2 separate regions of the Homo sapiens genome follow, and region 2 is linked to region 1. The links are chromatin loops, found by intact Hi-C in ENCODE. Cell type or tissue: Caco-2. All regions are shown on one strand. Links, peaks and the distances in the headings refer to the core of each region. The heading gives the core; the rest is flanking DNA.

Region 1 (10,832 bases), core at 3,298-8,297:
TAATTTCAGGTGTGTTTTAAACTGTTTTCTCTGGGTCTAAGTTGTTTGTTTCCTCCTGTCTCTTACCTGCATTCTTCTCTACCAGTTCTATTCCCAGAAAGGCTATTTCCTTCTGGTGGGAAGATGGCTGTGAAGCCCTTGGCAAACATCCTTCTCTCTTAGAAAGCAGGGTAGAAAGTGTCATTCTTTTACTATTAAAGTTGCAGAATTAAGTCACATCAGTTCTAGATGTGTCAAGTGCCAATCAATTTTACAAAAGGAACTTACCCCATGTCCAGTATCATAGATACAGGTTGTCAGTGTAGTTGGCCCTTTTCAAAGCACAGAATCTGATGGTGCAGAAGGTGTGCATCACGAAGGAAAATTATGGTATTAGAAGAAGCAGCTGAAGGGATCTTGGGGCAGCAAAAACCACATGCTTAGTAATGTATCTAAGTGCTGAGTTTAAGAAGAGCAACCACAAGGAAAATAAACTTATGAAACAAAGGAAGAGAATAACATAATTTTCTGTTCAAGGAAGGCGATATAGTTATGACTTTCTAGAGTGCAGTGATCCACAGAACCTGAATATAAGACCCTGTGAATGGTGCTAATCTTTGCCAGACAAGTACAGCTGCTTCGGTCTATAACTTATAGGTATAGAAAGCACCTGTGGTCATATAGCTGTTTATCCAACACAAAATAATATCAGCTGTGTTACCACTGAATGCCTGTTCATTGAGCCATCAGTCCTCTTTGTGTATAGACTCCTTCTCAGGATAATATTTTCATGGCAAAAAAAAATTTTAAAGATCATAAAGGAAATTAAGTATGTTAAAATATACTTGTCAAAATATGTTTTAAATTTGTGATAAAGTAATACATATGCTTCCTCATTGCAGAAGGAAATATCAAGATCTAAGTGAGTCTAAAAATATTGTTGTTTCAGTGTAGTGATTATCACAGATCCTAATTTGAAAGAACTTCCACTAATAAAATGTTATATAAAAATATCTGTAACTTCTATTAGTGACAAAGATAGCACAGGAAGTACTGAATTTCAATGAGTTTAGTAAAAAGATAACACAATTTTACCCCAAGCAAATTATAGAACCTCAAATTCATAAACCCAAATTTAATGTCTACGAAAATAATACTCTCGATTATTTAAATGAAAGCTGCTATTGAATCAGAACATTGTAGAAATAGAATTATCAATTTTGATAGTTTCTAATTATAATGTGTGCCTAATTTTAAAATGTATTCTACATTTCAAGTAAAATGTTGTAATATATAAATGAAACAGAAGAAAGTACAGCTGCTCCGGTGGGAATTTTCATGAGTAGTCCTCAGCTCTACTTATTGGGCTTTGCCAGCACATTCACAGCTGCTACTGAAGCATCCCAAAGGCTCTGAAATTCCCATTCAAAATTCCCTAAATTTATGTAATTGCTTTTTGATAAATTTTGTTTTAGCTAACGTATCATTCTCATGACAGTTAAATGCACTAGACCTCACACCTTGGCAAAAGACATGTAATATTTACTAAAAGACTTTTGTATCAAAGACTCTACAAAAACAAAAATGAGGGACAGACACTAGTTGCATGAATTGGATAAACTAGAATGCAAATTAAGCTACATATAAAAGCGAAAAAAGAAAAATTGTTAAATAAAACTCTATGATAAATCAGTGAAAAAAACTTCATATTCAAGGGCACTTCTTTTTGGAACATAAAGTTGTTTAAAGCTTTTGTTCAGTGACATTCGACTTCCTCCAATCACCTTTGCATTACCACTATATTTGTCTACTTAAAACTTTTGTAGCATGCTACTGTCTGGAGGAGTCTGTTCAGCTCTAGCCAACCTAAAATTGACATTCTGAAAAGAATACATACATATGGTCATGAGTTTCTTGGCTAAAAGACCTGTAAACAGAGTTCTAAGATGCCAAGTAATAAAAGCAGACATGAAGCAGTAATTTTTGGAGAAATTAAACAACAACAACAAAAAAACTCTTGCTTTTTTTATTGGAAGACCTCACCAAAAAAAATAATAATAATTAGGTATACTTAATCACCTCACCATAACTTGCCCATCAAGCTCCTCACTCACAACCTGATGAGATGTGGCCAGGCATGGAGGGACAAGGCCGCCAAAACTGGGAGAAGCTGAGAAACCACAAGGAGCCAAGACTCTGAGGTTTGTTCTGCGGAGTTCAGATGGACTAACGTTACTGAGACTCAGTGGATGAAGAGGAAAAGATAAGTGCTAATTATGGGTGGCCTTTTATGCTTTACCAAGAAGACTAGAGTTTAACAGAAGAAAGAGAGGCTTTTGGTGAGTTCCAGAACAGAGTAACCTGGTTGGGTTTTGAAAAATTGCTTATGCAATGCTATGGAAGATGGTTTGGAAACAAGGTAAATTGCCTGTCACAAAGCTATGTCAGTAGTTTAGGGGAGAATGACAAGGGCTGAACTAAAAGTAGTAATGATGCAGAGAAAATGGTAGGTCCAAGAAATTTCAGAATTTAAAATTTACAGGATCTGGCAACCATTTGAGATGGTGGGCGGGTTGAGAAGGAGGAATGAATTCTTACTTTTGTTTTGCGTTACTTGGTGTTGGTTGTCACCATTTATCAAGGCACAAGACTCACAGTTCAATACTCTTTATACAAAATCATTCAATCCATTGATGAAGTTAAAAATTTTAATTAAACAGCCATTCCTTTGGCTCATGTCATCATTTGGGAAGATACGCTGCCTGTCTTCAAGAGAACTAAAACAGCTCCAAAAAATAAGATTGCCTTAGAGGATTATTATTAAGTTCTGGCCCTCAGTCTAGTAGGAAATAAAGAATGGACTCATTTATTATTTATGCTTTAAACAATGATATTGATGGAAGTGTTAATGATATTGCCAATTTATTTACTTATAAAAAAAGCTAAATGCTAGCCAGTATCTTAATGTAGGTATGCTAACATAAAATTGGTGGGTGAAAATATTTAAAGAGGATTAGTTCCATAATTCATTCTATATAACCTGAATATTTAATGGCATCAGGTTAGAATAAACCCCATGTAGCCCTCTTCATGATAAGGAGGTATATGTCATTTTCTTTCTTTTTTGGGTAAATTAATATACTCAATCATATCAGTCCAATTTGGCTGAGACAGTGCTATCCCCTTTCAGCTAAAATTGAGTAAGTCTCCATGGTTGTGTTTTGGTGATGGTCGTGTTACTCTATTAGTTGGGTCTGATTTTCAGAAATTTATTACATCTCTAAGACCATAGTTAAGACCAACTATTAAAAAGCATTCATAACGCCTTTAAATTCCTTATAACTCGTTTGCTACTCTCTGTTTCCCATTTTATGTAACTGCTAGAGTCTAGTGCACATTCCAATTATCACCGTGAAAAGATGTTATGTACCTGTTGATCCAGCGAGGTTATTACTAAATGAAGGAAGACCAACATCTTACCAGATCACCTCAAAACATTATACATTTGTATTCAAATTTATATGTTCTAGTCCTTTTTTTAAAAATAGGAGATAGTAACCTTTGAATTGTGGCCAGACACTGCCAACATTGTCTTTCAGAGAGACGACTGAATGGGGGTAGTGTATGGTCCTGCTGAATTCCAGATAGGGCAATTTTGTAAGGCCAGTTCTCTCAATGGTGCATTGGAAAGGGGCTTTGGACATTCCATGGGGGGAGATGTCCGACAGGAACATAAAAGGATTGTTAATAAGTTGCTAAGGCTACTGAAAACAGATCTATAACTGTTATAATGATCTTTTCCTTTTCAAAATAGTTTTTACATTGTAAAGTTTTGATACTTATATATATAGCATTTGAAAAATATAAGAAATAAAAGTAGCCAGGTGCAGTGGCTCACGCCTGTAATCCCAGCACTCTGGGAGGCCAAGGCAGGTGGCTCACCTGAGCTCAGGAGTTTGAGACCAGCCTGGCCAACATGGTGAAACCCTGTCTCTACTAAAAATACAAAAATTAGCAGGTAGCGGGGCATGGTGGCACATGCCTGTAACCCCAGCTACTCGGGAGGCTGAGGCAGGAGAATCACTTGAACCCAGGAGGCGGAGGTCGCAGTGAGCCGAGATTGTGCCATTGCACTCCAGCCTGGGCGACAAGAGCAAAATTCCAAAAAAAAAAAAAAAAAAAAAAAAGAAAGAAAGAAAAAGAAGGAAAGAAATAAAGAGAAGGAAAGGAAGAAAGAAAAGAAGGAAAGAAAGAAAGAAAGAAAGAAAGAAAGAAAGAAAGAAAGAAATGTATTCATATTTAAGACACCCAGATGTGTCTACTGTTACTTTTTGATGAACTTTCTTTAAACTGTTTTCCTTAGACTGATGTCAGCAACATGGCAGAATAGGAAGCTCCTGGCACTCCCAATACTCACAAATGCACAGAATGAACATCTCAATTAATTCCCTGTGAGAGAAAGTCAGAAATAAGTTGAGAGATTCCTGCCTACCAGGCAAGAAAGAAAACATGCATGGCCGGGCGCAGTGGCTCATGCCTTTAATCCCAGCACTTTGGGAGGCCAAGGCTGGTGGATTATTTGAGTCCAGGAGTTTGAGACCAGCCTGGATAACATGATGAAACCCTGTCTCTACCAAAAATACAAAAATTAGCTGGGAATGGTGGTACGCATCTGTAGTCACAGCTACTCGGGAGGCTGAGGCAGGAGAATCACTTGAACCAGGGAGGCAGAGGCTGCAGTGAGCCAAGATTGTGCCACTGCACTCTAGCCTTTACAACAGAATGAGACTCTGTCTCAAAAAAAAAGACAAAAAAAAACACATCAAAAGCAAAATAAAAACCCAAACATGCACTTCAAATGGGTAGACAAATCTGAGGCATACTTGAGCATGGACCCCTTCCAGGTACTTCACCATATAACTGGAATCACTAACACTCAGATTCTCCCTGTGGAGAGGATTGGGACCTTACATATGGCACCCCAATTATAAGATGCCCAACAGTTTGGCTCTTAATTCACCAACTCTGGGAGTTAGAGAGAATTAGACATACACAAGTTTATTTAGACCACAGGAAAACAGTGGCAGTTTTATATGTGTGTGCAAGCACTTTTTCAGGTGCTTTAACACTGTGAATTAGTAGAATTAGTACAGAGACAGGACTCAAAAATACCACTACCTGGTTCTCCCTGGAAGAGGTTTACAGCATACTCCCCTAGCGGCTACTTGACAGTCTGGTTTCTAACTAACGCATCTGAGAGTTAAAGGGGCAAGCAAAAAGTAGCTCTCTAACAGCCTGAGCAGCAGCTTAACACTTCCTGAGACTTCCTCCAGCTCAACTCAGCAATAATCCCAGCTCTCCCAATTCTCCCTGGAAGGAGTGTGTTCACCCACAAAATGCCCTTTTACAGCATTTACCAGAAATACTATATCCCAAAACTCCTGGCTCTAAGAGCAGAAGAGACTAGGCATATACAAGTCTCCCTAGATCACAGAACAAAGAGGTGGTTTTAAACAGGCATGCAAACTCTTCCAGGAACTATATCTCTTGGGAGCAGTGGAGAACAGGGGCTAGAATGCACAGCTCCTTTTTTTTTTTTTCTCTAGCAGCTTACTGCACACTCATCCAGTGACAACTACATAGCTTAACCTCCAGCTTGCATCAGGGAGCTAACAAGACAGACTAATAGTAGCTCTCAGGTAGACTAAGCAGAACTTGGCTTGTCCCCAGCCTATTTTTCCTAAAAGGAGTTTGTTCACATACCAAGTGTCACAACTTCTATAGCTCTATTCATTTCTTCTATTATTTTATAGCCTACCTATTCTTCTTGAAAAGAGTTTGTTCACAATTAAGTGTCACAACTTCTACAGCTCCCACCCAAAGGACTGAATTCTTAACAGCCTAAGCTTGGGAGTGGTGGAGCTTTGCATTCCTAACTTACTCTAGATCACAGATAACAAAGATGTAGACAAACAGTGGCCCCACTCCCAAAGCTATCTTCCCAGAATCAAAAAGTGTGGCCTGAACACAAATACAGGCAGTTTCCATAGTACCTCTCCCTGGCTTCATGCAGAGAGAGTGGAGAAGTAACACCTGCACCCAATTTCAACATGAGGATAGAAGGAACTGGACCACACATCTAATACTTGACATTTTTCTGGCTACATTTTGAAAGTCTGGCCTCTATCTTATAGTTCACAGAGTATTGATAGGACATGGCATATCCCAATCTCCTGGGAGCCACCAATAACAGAAACAGTGGCCTGGACAAACAAAGCTTTGAGAGGCACATTAAAATTTTTTGTCAAATGGACTAGTGATATTTTTCTTCTACACAGGTCCTGTTTGATAAGACTGGGAAAGGCAGCTGTCTTATCTAATGTGCAGTAAACAACACAGAGTCAAGGAAACTAAAGAAACAAGAAATATATATTCCAAATAAAGAGCAAAATAAATGTTCAGAAATTGACCCAAGTGAATAGAAGAGATGTAATTTACCCAATAGAGAATTTAAAATAATGATTATAAAGACTGTCACTAAGGTCCAGAGAGAAATGCAAAAACAGAGAACTTTAACAAAGAGAAAGTATATGAAAGTATCAATCAAATCTTAGAGCTGAGGAATATTAAACTAAACTGAAAAAATTGACAGAAAGGTTCACCCACAAATGAGATTAAGCAGAAGAAAATATCAATGAACTCAAAGACAAGTCACTGGAAATCATCCAATCTAAGCAGCAAAAAGGAAAAAGAATGAAAAAGAATGAACACATCTTAAGAGACATACTGACACCCTCAATCAGAGCAATATATACATTATAGGTGTTCAGAAGGAGGAGAGAGAGACAAGCACAGAACATATTCAAAAAATAATGGCAGAAAATTTCCCAGTACTGGGGAAGAAAATAGAAAGCCAGATACAGGAATCCCAAAGAATACCAAATAAAATGAATCCGGATAAATCCACACCAAGTACATATACATCATGAAATACTGTGAAGCCATAAAAAAGAACAAACTCATGTCTTTTTCAGCAACATGGACAGACTACTGGAAAATATTATCCTATGCAAATTAACACGGAAACAGAAAACCAAATATTGCATGTTCTTTCACATAAGTAGGAACTAAATATTGGGTACACACAGACATAAATATAGAAACAATTGACACTGCATCTTCCAAAAAGGGAAAAAGAAGGGTCTAAGAGCTAAAAAAAAAACAAAAAAACAAAAAACTTCCTACTAGATACTATGTTCACCACTTGAGTGGTGGGATCAACAGAAGCCCAACGCCACACAATATGTCCTTGCAGCAAATCTGCACATGTACCCTCTGAATCTAAAATTTAAAAAAGGAAAAGAAACTCACACCAAGGCACATCATAACAAAACTGTCAAAACTTAGAGTATGGAAAGCAGCAAGGGAGAATTGAATTGTCACATATAAGAGAACCCTGATAAAACTATCAGCAAATTTCTCAGCATTAACCTTGAAAGCTCAAGGGAGTGGGATAATATATTCAAAATTCTAAAAGAAAAAAACCTGCCAATCAAGAATAGTATACCTAGCAAACCTGTCTTTAAATAATGAGGGATGTTAAAGACTTTCTCAGAGTAACAAAGGCTGAGTTTCTCACCATTAGACCTGCGTTATAAGAAATGCTAAAGGGAGTTCTTCAAGCTGAAGGAAAAGGATTCAAAATAGAAACATGAAAACATATGAAAGTATAAAACGCACTGGTAAAATTAATGGCATTTTTCAATTCCAAAACATTCTAATATTGTAATGATGGTGAACAAATCAAGGATTTCTCTAGTATAAGGGTTAAAAGGCAAAATTCTTAAAAGCAACTACAGCTACAGTAGTTTGTTAAGTATGCATATTATAAAAAGATGTAAAGAATGACATCAAAAACATAAAATTTAGAAGGAGGAGAGTAAAAGTGTAGCCTTTGTGTAAGTGATCAAACTTAAGTTGTTATCAACTTGGCATAGCTTGTTATAGGTATAAGATGATTTATGTAACCACAAAGCATGAGCCTATAATAGATACACAAAATATTTTAAAAAATTCAAAATATATCCCTGCAAAAAGCAATCAAATCACAAGTAAAGAAAGCAAGATATAAGAAAAAAAATGTAGGATCTAGAAAACAACTTGAAAACAATAAAATGGAAGTAGCAACCTCTCATCTATCAATAATTACTTTAAAGTTTAATGGATTAGATTCTGTAGTCAAAAGGCATACAGTACCATGATACATACCAAACAAGATCCAACTATATGGGCCTACAGAAGACTCACCTTACCTTAAAGGAAACTTACAGGTTGAAAATGAAGTGATGGAAAATGATATTCCAGGCAAATAAAACAGAGCAGGGGTGGCTATACTTATTTCACACCAAATAAACTTTAGGTTAAAAAAAACTGTAAAAAGAGATAAAGAAGGTCAGTATATTATAATAAAAAGATCAGTGCATCAAGATAATATAACAATTGTAAATATATATGCACCCAACACTGAAGCACCTAAATATATAAATCAAAGATTAAGAGTTCTGAAAAGAGACATAAATGCAGCACAATAATAGTAAATAATTTTAATATCCCACTTCCAACAACAGAACTATTATCTAGACAAAAAATTTTTAATAACAAAATATGACTTGAACTATACGTATACCAATGGAGTTAATAGACCTATACAGAACATTTCATCCAACAGCAACAAAATATACATTTTTCTCAAGTATACATGTAACATTCACTAGGATAAATCAATTGATAGACCACAAAACATCTTAACAAGTGTCAGAAGATCAACATTATATCAAGTATCTTTCTCAATCACAATGATATAAAGCTATAGATCAATAACAGGAGAAACCAAGAAAAATTAACAAGTATATGCAAATTAAACAACATGCTCCTGAAAAACTATTGAGTCAAAGAGGAAATTCAAAAATTAATTTTAAAAATATTTAGAGAAAAATGAAAATGGAAACAACATATTAAAACTTACAGGATTCAGCAAAAGCAGTTCTAAGAGGAAAGTTTGTAACACTAAATGCCTACATCAAAAGAGAGAGTGAGAGAAGGAGAGAGAGATCTTAAATAAACAACTTAATGTTACTCCTCAATGAATTAGTAAAAGAAGAACAATCTAAGCCTAAAGTTAGTGGAAGAAAGGAAACATTTCAGAGCAAAAATCAATGAAATAGAAATTAGAAAAACAATACAAGAGATCAGTAAAGCTAAGCGTTGGTCTTCCAAAAAGACAAACAAAATTGACAATCCTTAGCTAAATTAACCACGAGAAAATACAGGTGGTTCAAGTAAACTAAAGCAGAAATGAAAAAAGATATCACAATTGATAGTACAAAAATACAAAGGATCTTATGAGACCACTACGAACAATTGCATGCAAACAAATTGGACGATGGAGAGGAAATAGATAAAGGCTTCGATACATAACCTTCCAAGATCAAATCATGAGGAATATAAATGGAACAGTAATGAGCAAGGAAATTAAATCAGTAATGAAAAGTCCGCCATCAAGGAAAACCCAGGAAAAGATATTTTCATAAATGAATTCTACCCAACATTTATAGAAGAACTGGTAATAATTATTTTCAAACTTCTTCAAAAAATTGAAGAGAAGGAAATATTTCCACAATCATTTTGTAAGGCCAACATTAGCCTGAGACCAAAGCCAGACTAAGAAACACCGTGTGTTTTCACTCATAGGTGGGAATTGAACAATGAGAACACATGGACACAGGAAGGCGAACATCACACACCGGGGCCTGTTGTGGGGTGGGGGGAGCGGGGAGGGATAGCATTAGGAGATTTTCCATAATGTTAAATGATGAGTTAATGGGTGCAGCACACCAATATGGCACATGTATATATATGTAACTAACCTGCACGTTGTGCACATGTACCCTAAAACTTAAAGTATAATAAAAAAACAAGAAACTACCGGAAAAGCAAATTACAGGCCAATATCGCTGATGAACATGGATGCAAAAATCCTCAACAAAATACCAAAAACTATATTCAACAGTACATTAAAAGGATCATTCACCATGGTCAAATGGAATTTATTCCTAGGATGCAAGAATGGCTTACCATATTCAAATCAAGTGGGGATTGTTAATGGGTGCAAAAATATAGTTAAATAAAATGAATAAGACATACTATTTGATAGCACAACAGGGTGACTACAGTCAATAATAATTCATTGTATATTTTAAATAACTAGAAGAATGAAACTGAAATTCCCTAACACAAAGAAATGATAAATGCTTGAGGTAATGAATACTCCAAATACCCTGATGTGATTATTACACATCATATGCCTGTATCAGAACATTGAATGTACCCCATGAAAATATATACCTATTGTGTACTCATAATAATTATAAATAATATTTTTTAGATTCACTCTGCTTCTAGGTCTGCAGATGTGCTTTTCTACCTATCACAAAATAAATTTATGCAAGTAAAAAACAATTAAAAATATGATTCACCATAGTAACAGAATGAAGAATAAAAACAATATAATCACCTCAATAGATGAAGAAAAAACATTTGAAATAATTTAACATCCTTTCATGATAAACTTTTGAAAATCAGTTATAGAAGGAATGTTTCTCAGCACAACAAAGACCATATATAACAAGCCTACAGTGAACATCATACTCAGTGGTGAAAAGTTAAAGGCTTTTGGATCAGGAGCAAGACAAGGATGTCTGCTTTCATCAATTATGTTCAACATAGTACTGGAGGTCCTAGTCAAAACAATTGGGTAAGAATAAAAAGCATCCAAATAGGAAAAGAATAAATGA
Region 2 (10,832 bases), core at 2,289-7,288, 69 kb before region 1:
TTCCCTTTAATAAGATTCAGTCCTGCCCCTCCCCTTAAGTAAGAAGAAACCTAATAATCTTACTGAGTGATCTCAGTTTTCCAATGATTTTAAGTAAACTACAGATTCATTTCAAGCTACCTTCTTGATATTTTTGCTTGCATATCTTATAACCATCTCATATTTAACAAGTTCTAAACTAAATGTAGGTTTCCTCTTACTATACTTACTTCTCTCACTGTGTTTCTCATCTCAGTAAATGAAATGGCCCATCTATATTATTCAGGTAATCTGGAAATTATCCTAGATTTTTTCCCTTCTTTCAATCGTATATCCCATTAGCCAGTTTGTCTTGTTGATTTTACATAAATAGGTATCTTTATTCTTCCTCATTGCAAACTGCACTGAACTAGCTAAAGTGATCATCATATTCCAGCATAGGTGCTTCAATAAATACCCCCAGTAATCTCAACTTTTTTCCTGTTTTCACTTCTGCCTGACTACAAGGAAAGCAATCAGGATTATCTATTAAACATCCAAATGAAATCATTAATTTCCCCTACTTCAAATCTTTAAATAGCCTCTCACTGAACTTAAATGAAATCCTAAAGCCTCTATCATGTCTAGGAAGTCCCACATGATCTAAACTCTAGCAATCTCTTTGGTATATTAAATCTCGTCTTTGCCCATTTCATTCCAGCCACCAAGAGGCTTCTTTCCTCCCCCCTTGCCTCTTTTCCTTCCTTCCTCTTTCTCTTACTTCCTTTTAGTTTGCCAAACACATTAAACATTTTCTTTACTGCTGGAGCACTCAACCCTTGCTATTGCCTCTTCCTAGAACAGACTCCTTCTCTTTCTTCAGGTGTCTGCCTAAAGACCACCTTCTGGGAAAGATTTTCTCAGGCCATTTTACTCAAGTAGAACCATCTGTCATTCTCTATTTTCAAGGGGACACAGTAAATTCAACGTCTTTTTTAGAAGAGGCAGAGTTTTTAGAATTATGTTCCATAAAACACTGGTTCTACAGAATACTTTTATGGGTTAGGCAAACAAAAGATCCCATAAGTAAATGACTTTAGAAAATTTTGGGTTAGATGTAATATATGCATTTTAGTTGCAAGTAATTTTCAGTTTTTTTGACATAATATAGTGGCATACATTACCTAAATTTACTTTCTCCAGGGGATATATTTTAGAATCCAGGAAAACAAATTGGAAAACATGGATATATGTGATTAAATGGCAAGGATTTATAAAATGTGTGCAGGCATAAGATGTTCATTGAGGATCTTTATTTTTGCTTAGTCAATGGAAGGCAAGAGAACACCACACTGAAAACATTGTGTGTTGATAAATGTAAGTACTAATTTATAATCCTTACCTCTACTAGACACACGTATATGCAAACGCTATGTACGACAATTTCTCTTCATATGTTTTTCTGGGAGCCAAGCAAATTTTTCTTTCCTTTTTTCTTTTTCAGTTATTTATTTTATATTATGTTATTCTATTTTGTTTAATTTTTAAGTTCAAGGGTACATGTGTAGGTTTGTTACATAGGTGAACTTGTGTCATGGAAGTTTGTTGTGCAAATTATTTTATCGCCCAGGTATTAAACCTAGTATCCATTAGTTATTTTTTTAATCCTCTCCCTCCTCCCACCCTCCACCCTCTAGCAGGCCCCCAAGTGTGTTGTTCCCCTCTATTTGTCCATGTGTTCAAGCAAACTTTTCACCCTGAGGTTTGAAAGATGCCTGACCTTTCAAGTGCTATTCTTATTGTTGCTTAGAGAGGGCGATGTGATGCAACATCAATCCCACTTTTGCTGCCAGTTAATCTGGCATTCTTCAATTTCCCAACATGTCCCCATGAGATATGGAGAATTTAGAATCTGCTGTCTATTCAGGAGACCCATTACAGCAGAACCAGAAATGAATTCATGGATCATTTATTCCTAGTTACCTGTAAATGTCCACATAACAATGTGATGAAAAGCACCATATTTGGACCCAAGTAAAGGTTACCTATGTAAGTAATTACTTCCTACTTCAAAGCTAGCATAATGACAATCAATATGGAGAGATATTCATAAAATGATGCATGACCTTGCTCCCGTAAAGTTCTTGATCTAGTTTCCAGTAAGGGGAAAAATGTAAATAAAGCAAGGTTGAATCAATAAGGGACAACCAGGTAAATGGTACACTTTGAGGACTAGTGGGAAATAAGAATAATTTGCACTCTGGGTGTCCTTGGAAATCAGATGAAGGAGTTTATATGAGGGAAGGATGAAAGTAGGAAGAAGGGAGAGCAATGAATGTCTTCTGCACACAAAAGTGATCAAGGCAGAGTTTAAGAATTAGTCTAGTCTTGGTATATAGGTTGGTTTCATGAGTGAAATCTAACTAGAAAGCAACAGCAGAAATTTAGGCTTAACAAGATAAAAACTAAACATAGGCAATAGAAGCTGGAGACGAGAAGAGAGAAGTGTAGGATATATTTAAAACAGAGATTTTCATTAGAAAGCAGAATGATGCAGAGCATAGAAGCACAAGTGTTAACATCAGATATGGATTAAAAACCAGCTCTACTTCACTCCCAGTCAGTCATTTTAGGCAAGTTATTGAGATTTTTTCCTCAATGTTTTTATCCTTTTTTATTGAGATAAGTTCTTGCTTTGTTGCCCAGGTTACACAATCATACTTCACTGCAACTTTGAACTCCTGGGCTCAAGCAATCCTCCTGTCTCAGCCTCCTGAGTAGCTAGGACTACAGGGGCATGTCACCATGCCCTACTAATTTTTATTTTTTCTAGAGACAAGGCCTTGCTATTATTGCCCAGGCTGGCCTCAAACTCCCGGCCTCAAGCAATCCTCTTACCTTGGCCTCCCAAAGCTCTAGGATTACATGGATGAGCCACTATGTGTAGCCCTTTGTCTTTAAAGTGATATGATGCCTACCACAAAACTTATGGTTCAAAATTAAATAAAACAGTATGTGAAGAGAGTTTGAAATAGTGTTTGGCACAAGTTAAGTGCTCAAAAAATTGTATCATTATTAAGCATTAGACAATGTAGAGTTTTATTTAATATGAAAAAATGAAGAGGATTAAATCAAAGATTATTCCTAGATCCTTAAGGTGACGTGATGTTTTAGAAAATATTTGGAATGAAAGATTAAAAAATAATAGAAGAGAGAACTAAGTCTGTCTCCCCTCTCTTCAACTTGGCTATGCAAATCCAAGAACAGTGGCTGTAGAATTAGAAAAAACTTGACTACAATCTTAAATGAGTCGTCCACTAGATGCACTACTCTTGGACAGTTAATTTAACCTCTGAGCCTCATGTTTCCCCTATATAAAAAGGGTATTGCGATAGATTATATTTTTTTATAAAGATTCACTTCTATTTTGCTGTAAAAATATATGCATGCACCATCCAATGCCCTGTGAGTTAGACCACTACTTGTGTGTGTGTGTGTGTGTGTGTGTGTGTGTGTGTGTGTATGTGTGTGAGATGGAGTCTCGCTCTGTCGCCGAGGCTGGAGTGCAATGGCGCGATCTTGGCTCACTGCAATCTCTGCCTCCCAGGTTCAAGTGATTCTCCTGCCTCAGCCTCCTGAGTAGCTGGGATTACAGGCGCTCGCCACCATGCCTGGCTGATTTTTGTATTTTTAGTAGAGACGGGGTTTCACCATGTTGGTCAGGCTGGTCTCAAACTGCTGACCTCGTGATCCGCCCGCCTTGGTCTCCCAAAGTGCTGGGATTACAGGTGTGAGCCACCACGCCTGGCCTAGAGCACTACTTTCTATGGGAGGTCAATATTTACTACTCCACTGATATTGGGCTCACTTTGACTTGCATTTGTCAAAAATGTAAGAAAGAAAGGACATATATTATATTCATGCAGATATTTAAGAGTGATCTTGTTGCTTGTTTTTATCTTTTCCATAAAAATGGCATGTTCCCAATGGCAACTGTGCCTTCAGCCTGAGTCTAGAAATGGGAAGCAGAACCCAGCTGCCTACATGTGGCATGACCTAGAAATCAATCTTTGTTTTTGTATGCCACTGAAATTTGACAATTGCATGTTAGTGTATAACATAGCAAAAGCTAATTCAGGGGGGTTATAATATACCACTAATGAAAATTTTTGACAGATTGCAGGTGCTTAATAAATACTAGCTTTTTCTTTTCTCTTCTCTCACTTACCTGTCAATAGACTTGCAGGTGAAAAGAGAAGAAAAAGTGAAAAGGGTTTAAAGAAAGGTGAGAAAGGAGGAAACTGGAGAAAGGTCAGGAGAGCGTTGAAGAACATTCCCACCTTGGAAATAGGAAGGCTTTCCCTTCTCTTTTGGGAAACCTTAGGCAGTGAGGTATGCATTAATTGCAGTCACTCCTTATTTATTATGCAGCAGTGTTATTTTAAAGTCCACCATATTCTCAAAAGTAAGTATGGGATGCAGCATCATTATCTCTACTGAGATTTAAATTATTCCACGTCAGTCAGGGCCACATTCCTTTTATTCATAAACATCTTACAGTACTGCATTACCATATGAGGTATTAGCACCTTTTGTAAATGTGGATTTTCCAGCTGATTTGTCACTTTACATATACACACAAATACATAATGAGAATTAGAAATAAAAATACTAGTAAACATAGATAATAGAGTGGAGTGAGGAGTAGTGTAGCATAGTAGAAAGGGGTCAGCCTTTGACTTCCAATCATGGATTGAAGACCTTGCTCTAAAATTTGTACTTTTGTTTTTCCTTCTTTTTTCTGACTCATTGATGCTCCAGTTTTCTATCCTAGAAAATTTTAGGATAATAATATTTACTGTTTTTTTGTGAGGATTAAATGAGGCAAGGCATGTAAGGTAACTTGCAGAGGGTAAACATACAACAGGAGCTATTTTTTTTAAAGTAAGAAATTATGTTTTGCTAGTGGTTACACATTAGTATTACCTATGGAGCAATGAGAGATTTCTGGGTTCTATTGCTGTACGTTTTGATTTAATAGGGCAAGGGAAAAGTAGAGATAAGTACTAGGCTTTCATAATTTCAAATACTTTTCTATACCCTTTCAATATATGGTCAGACACATAGAGGGAACAACACATGCTGGCTGGGACCTTTTGAAGAGTGGAGGGTGAAAGGAGAGAGAGGATCAGGAAAAATAACTAATGGGTACTAGGCTTAATACCTGGGTGATGAAATAATCTGTATAACAAACCCCCATGACATAAGTCTACCTGTATAACAAATCTGCACATGTACCCCTGAACTTAACATAAAATTTTTAAAATAATAAAACAAAAACATGTAAAGCATATATCTATACAGTCAGGATGTAGACCATTGGTAGAAAGGGGAAAACTCATGATTTTGGAAATGAAAAAGAGAAAGAGAAATCAGATCATAAACAACATTATAATGGGCTAGTGGAAATGAAATACTTAATTAGTGAGGGGAGCTGGGGGAAGAACAGGAAGAGGGAGAGGTTGGGGAGTTATGTTTCTTACGAAAACTCCTTTAAAAATAAGCTGGTAGAGAAGAACCAGACATAATGACGGTAACTGCTAAGCCAGTTTTACCAACTGAAGAAAAACATATTTGGATCAGTAAGAGATGTTACCACCTCAAAAGTTCCCTTTCAGCTACCTGGCAGTATTAAAATAACAAAAGCAATTAAAAGGAATAATATTTCCATTTTAGGGTAGGGGTGCTGGAATGGCAGTTTGGGCCAAAGAACAGTGAAAGAAATTGACTGAGTCGAAGCAGTTGTGTAGAAGTGTTGGAAGTAGCTATTAGGGTTGTAGACATATGCTTAGTGTACATTTTCAATGTAATAGCTACCATATGTTCTTTCAACAAAATACCATTGTAAGTTTTAGACTGTCTGTTATACTAGAAAGAGCTAGTGAATAGAGATTCAGGGATTGAATCATGTCTGGCCTGGAAACTCAAAACATCAAGAGTAGCATCTTCCTACACAGACACCAGTGACGCACAGCAGTGTATCACTAAGATGAGTCGCCCTCTGAGAAAACTCAGCAAACAGAGTTATGTGGCTTTTCTTGTTTCAGATCGCCTTCACTCCTAACTAAAGCAGACATGCACTCAGGAACTAGTGGACTCTGGCCTCCTTTGCAACTGAGTTTTTTTTGAAAGACACTAGCATGTGTCTACAGTTAATGTCTGGCCACCTGACTCAGGTGCTAATGCAGAAGTAGAACATCAGTCCCAGAGTTATGGCAAACTTGAAGTGCATTGATGCTTGGGAAAGCTTAGTCTCTAGCTTCAGCAGCAACCAAGGGAAATCATTGCTAGAAGAAAGGACAGAGACAGTGGGGAGCAGTGTCTGTCACAGAGGCTCGAAACACCACCAAGGGCTCACATGTGCCATGCAGTGGCTTTCATCCATTCTACATTCTTTTATCTAGTTTGAGAACTAATTTGTTTACTAATGATTTGTACAACATACCCTAAATAAATGCTTTCCAAAGAGTAATGGTTGCACAGAATGAAAATTACGTTGTTCTCATTTTATAGCTTATTAGCTGTAAATATGACATTAAAACATTCTTGCAACTTTTAGCCTGAGAGATATTTATTGATGTTTGCAATGTTGTAAAGGATTTTCTTGGACCCATGAAAAGAACTCCAGCAGATGGGTTGAGAAAATCTGATACTAATGGAAGACGAACCGTTGCCATCATCAATGGATTCTTCACAAATGTCTACTCATTGCTCACCTATCTCATCCAAGGAGCTTTATTTGTCTAAGTACCAAACATTCTTTTTTTCTAAAGAGTCCCTCTTTAAGATGATATCCCAGCATGTAGGTGCCAGGGCAGTAACTATTAAGTGCCCACATATGGTGTTTTATGGCAATACATCTGATGCTATTATATTGTTGTCACAAGAATACTTGGCTCTTTAAGCCAAGAATACACATGCTCATAATAAATGATTTTTATGACTTCACATACACAATCACGATGCAAAGAAAGTATAAAGGAAAGGCTGCTTGTTTTATGCAGCTTTGGCACTAACCCTATCCCCAATTATAGGCAACAAGAGGATTGTATGAAGCCAATGAAAATATAAGGGTGGAAAATGGAAAAGATAATACTATGATTTCATGTACTGAAGGCTGTTATTGTTCAAATTGCAACAGTATTGTTTTGTTGTTTTATTTCCCTCCATGATCTTAAATGCTCCTTTCTTCTCTAGTAATGCCAAAATGTGAATTGTCTCACTCATCAATGGCAACTCTTTAATCTTTATGTTTTGGCTTTGAGCAAACAACAAAGGTAGTCAAATGATGATTCATACAACATTTCATGTTCAATGAAGGATTTTTCCCCTTCCTTAACAACACCTATGCCTTTAGAGTAGAGTTAGGAGAAAATGAAGGTAGAAGACAGCCGTTCTCCTGTTGTTTCTGTTGAGGGTTTGTACACTTCAGTATTTCCAGATTATAGCCCTGTGAAGCATTTACTGCAAAATAGGAAGCCTTAGCCAAATATGCAGTGTTTCAGGTCTGCAGACAAAATTTAAACCAGCTGGATTTTATTGGGAATTTTTGAGTGCAAGTAAACCTAGTGGTGAAACTAAAGCCAGCATTTGTCTCCACTGGAATGGGCTGCATCTTTAGGAACTACTCCTCCATGTCTCTTCTCTTGAGGGAATTTTGAATTTTGAAAGGTCCTAAGATAAAATCTTCCAGATAATTCCTTAGAGTATCTGGTTGAAATCTTAGCCAACAAAGGTAGAAGTTGCAGCCAGATATGATGCCTCTCTTAGTCAAATCTTGAGAGAGATGAGGGGAAGCTGGGTCTCTCTCAGTAATCTAATTTTAAGTTGCCCAAATTAAAACAGATAAAGATTCCCTATACACATATACTTACAAAAACATAGCCAACAGACACGCATTCACTTAAACTCACACACTTTTACAATAGTGCCTGGTCAAAGTGGCAAATAATGACCAACATACTGGATTTGTAGATGACAAAAGTTCCACATCATATTTTTGAATGTCCCTTAGGTGAAAATTATTGTGTTCCTTGCTAAAAAAATATGCAGTTTTATAGAGTCAAACACGTAAGTACTAGAAGCAAAGAAACGTGCCTTATTATGATTGTTTATTGAATATGGACACATTATTAGCTATTTAGAATTTTTAAAACAAAGCAATAAAAGGTAATCTGGAACTAGAGAAAACTCTTTTATCCCAAATCTCAATTTAGCTCTCTGAAAGAATAAGTACTTTTTTCAAGGGCAAAGAAAGAAATAATACAGGCTTTCTTAAAATTTTAGTATAGTATTAGGAAAGGAAAGTTATTGGTGGGCTACTTGTCTTTTTAATATTAAATAAATAGTCACTCCAGAGGGGGCCACATACACAGTCTGGAGTTTGCTTAAATGGCCCTGAACTTAGCCTCAGTTACCTAATCCAAGACTATCAGAACACATCTAATATCAGAGATCATCTATTTCTTTGAAATCTTTACTAGAATTTAATATGTGAGAAACCTGAGCTCTAGGGAGAAGATAACTAATTTCCTCTACACAACCTGGTGGAGGTAGGGATAGAACTGGCTTCTTAGGCTCTTCTTTATATTGCAACAAATTGCCTCTCATCAAACAAACTTTTTAAATAGTCTCTTATTATATTCCTGTGTTCCCTGTGAAATGTAACATTTATAATCAATTGACAATTATAAGATTTATATCATTAGACGAGAGCAGTATATTATGGTGAATAAAATCACAGCTTCTGGTGCCAAAAACAGCTATGTTTAAATTCTGGCTCTATTGTCTTTTTTTGTGACTTGGACAAGTTACTAATTTTTAGTCGCCTCTGTTTTCTTTTGGGTAAAAGAAAGAGCACCTACTTCACATATTGCTTGTAAAAATTAAATTAGTTAAGCCACATAAAATGAATAGAACAATGTCTGACACATAGCAGTCAATTAGGTCTCAGCAGCTCGAGCAAACGAAAGACAAGTCAGCTAGCATTAGTAGTCAGAATGTAGCTTCAACAGCAGTATCTTTAGATGTTTATTAAATCTCCATTTTTAAGATACATCTTTTATAGCTTCAGTTTTCTCCATGTCATCATTTTACAATGTGGAGATAAAGTGGCAAGCAGATCCATGAGAAGATTCTTTACAGCTGGTCAAATGGGATAATTATTTTCAAGACTTTGTCCAGATTCTTATACTATTAATATTAATGTAATGTTTTCTTGATATGCTTCTGGTCATTAGTCATTCACTATTTCTGTAGTTTCTTTGAGGAAGGTAGTAGTGTGCTCAAAGGGAAACACCTGATTGTCTTAGTGCTTTCCATCAGAAGTGACAGCAAATGTAAAGCTAATTGCACAGGTGGATCTCATCTATAGGCTCCACCTCTATTCTAAAGACTGATGCTTTCCAGGATAGTCCCAAGTATACCATCAGCAAGGTTGGAGCATTCCTCATAGGCTAACTCCGTAGCTGAGTCTGACTTTTTTTTTTTTTTTTGCTGCTTTTTGGAGAAATCTAGGAAAATCTAGAGTGAACTTAAGGGAGATTTTCCTATTTGCGAAGTTCTGATGCAAATTCCAACTGCCATGACCAAAGAACCTCTAAAGTTGCAAAAGTTACTGTGGAAAATATGACTTACTCAAATATGTTCAGGTTTGACTTAGATGTTAAACAACTAACCTTATCCAGCTGATCTCTCCCTGACACACATCTGTTGGTTGCTCTTTGCTTCCAAGTCTAATTTTACCCAGTGCGAAGCAAAAATTCTTCACTCCTTTCTAAACACAGTGTGCTTGATGCTGAAAATCAAGTGATGACACTCAGTGTTCAGATGTTTTCTGACTCTTGACTTTTATCTGTCCCATCAGTTGTTATCAAATGTAAACAGTAGAATTGTGGGGCCAATGGGAATTCTTCCAGTTATCCAAGTCTACTTTTTCATGTTTATAACATGATAATCTTGATACTAATGCCTCTGGAATATAGTAATAGTTTATTTTTAATTAATAGAAAAAATAATGCTTCTCTTTCTCTTGAGTCTGGGGATGTTTTATTGTGTGGGGATAAATGGAAGTTCTTGAGTTTTTTTTATATACTTTAAGTTCTGGGATACACATGCAGAACATGCAGGTTTGTTACATAGATATACACGTGCCATGGTGGTTTGCTGCACCTATCAACCCATCATCTACATTAGGTATTTCTCCTAATGCTATCCCTCCACTAGCTCCCAACCCCCCAACAGGCCCCAGTGTGTGATGTTCCCCTCCCTGTGTCCATGTGTTCTCATTGTTCAACTCTCACTTATGAGTGAGATCTTTTGTTCCATTGACTTGGTAAGCAAATTCGAAAACATCGGGATGGTATCTCAAAGGAACTAGTGTTGAAGTTCTCCTTATGGAGTTAACAGTAGTGTATGCTATGTTTATGATTTAAGTAAGTGAACATTGCCAGATTCCACCTGATTTTCCGAAGAGAATCAATGAGTACTCTAAGCCAGTGTTTCATGGAGTGTGGTACCTGGACAAGCAATTTCAGCATCACCTGGGAACTTGTCCTAAATGTAAATGCCCCAGTTTTCAAGCCCATTGGATTAGAAAGTGCATCATGTCAATCAGGTTAGTCTATTTCCCAGTAGACGGCAGGAAGGTATGTACAATCATGTGTAGCTTAATGATCAGGACCAGAATACATTCTGAGAAATGCATCATTAGGAGATTTTGTTGTGCAAATATCAGAGAATGTACACAAACTTAGGTGGTATAGCCTACTACAGATCTAGGCTATATGGTCTAGCCTGTTGCTCCTAGGCTACAA

What was found. Peaks named below come from ENCODE experiments on the same cell type or tissue, not always from the same donor. Only the 100,000 strongest peaks of a DNase experiment are listed, where the experiment ranks them.
Region 2: a loop joins it to region 1, with 3 times the contacts of the local background. A loop is called at or near these places in 1 of 110 quality-filtered maps.

What each region holds. Positions count from the first base shown.
Region 1 is chr6:55,315,269-55,326,100 of GRCh38, reverse strand. No RefSeq gene overlaps it. Among named protein-coding and RNA genes, the nearest start is that of GFRAL, 6.8 kb to the left of the region's middle. In Caco-2, for the core only: no CTCF peak of the experiment used is centred there; DNase peaks (open chromatin) are centred at 5,620 and 5,960.
Region 2 is chr6:55,383,544-55,394,375 of GRCh38, reverse strand. The region is part of intron 6 of GFRAL (GDNF family receptor alpha like); the gene reads right to left. Among named protein-coding and RNA genes, the nearest start is that of GFRAL, 61 kb to the right of the region's middle. In Caco-2, for the core only: no CTCF peak of the experiment used is centred there; no DNase peak of the experiment used is centred there.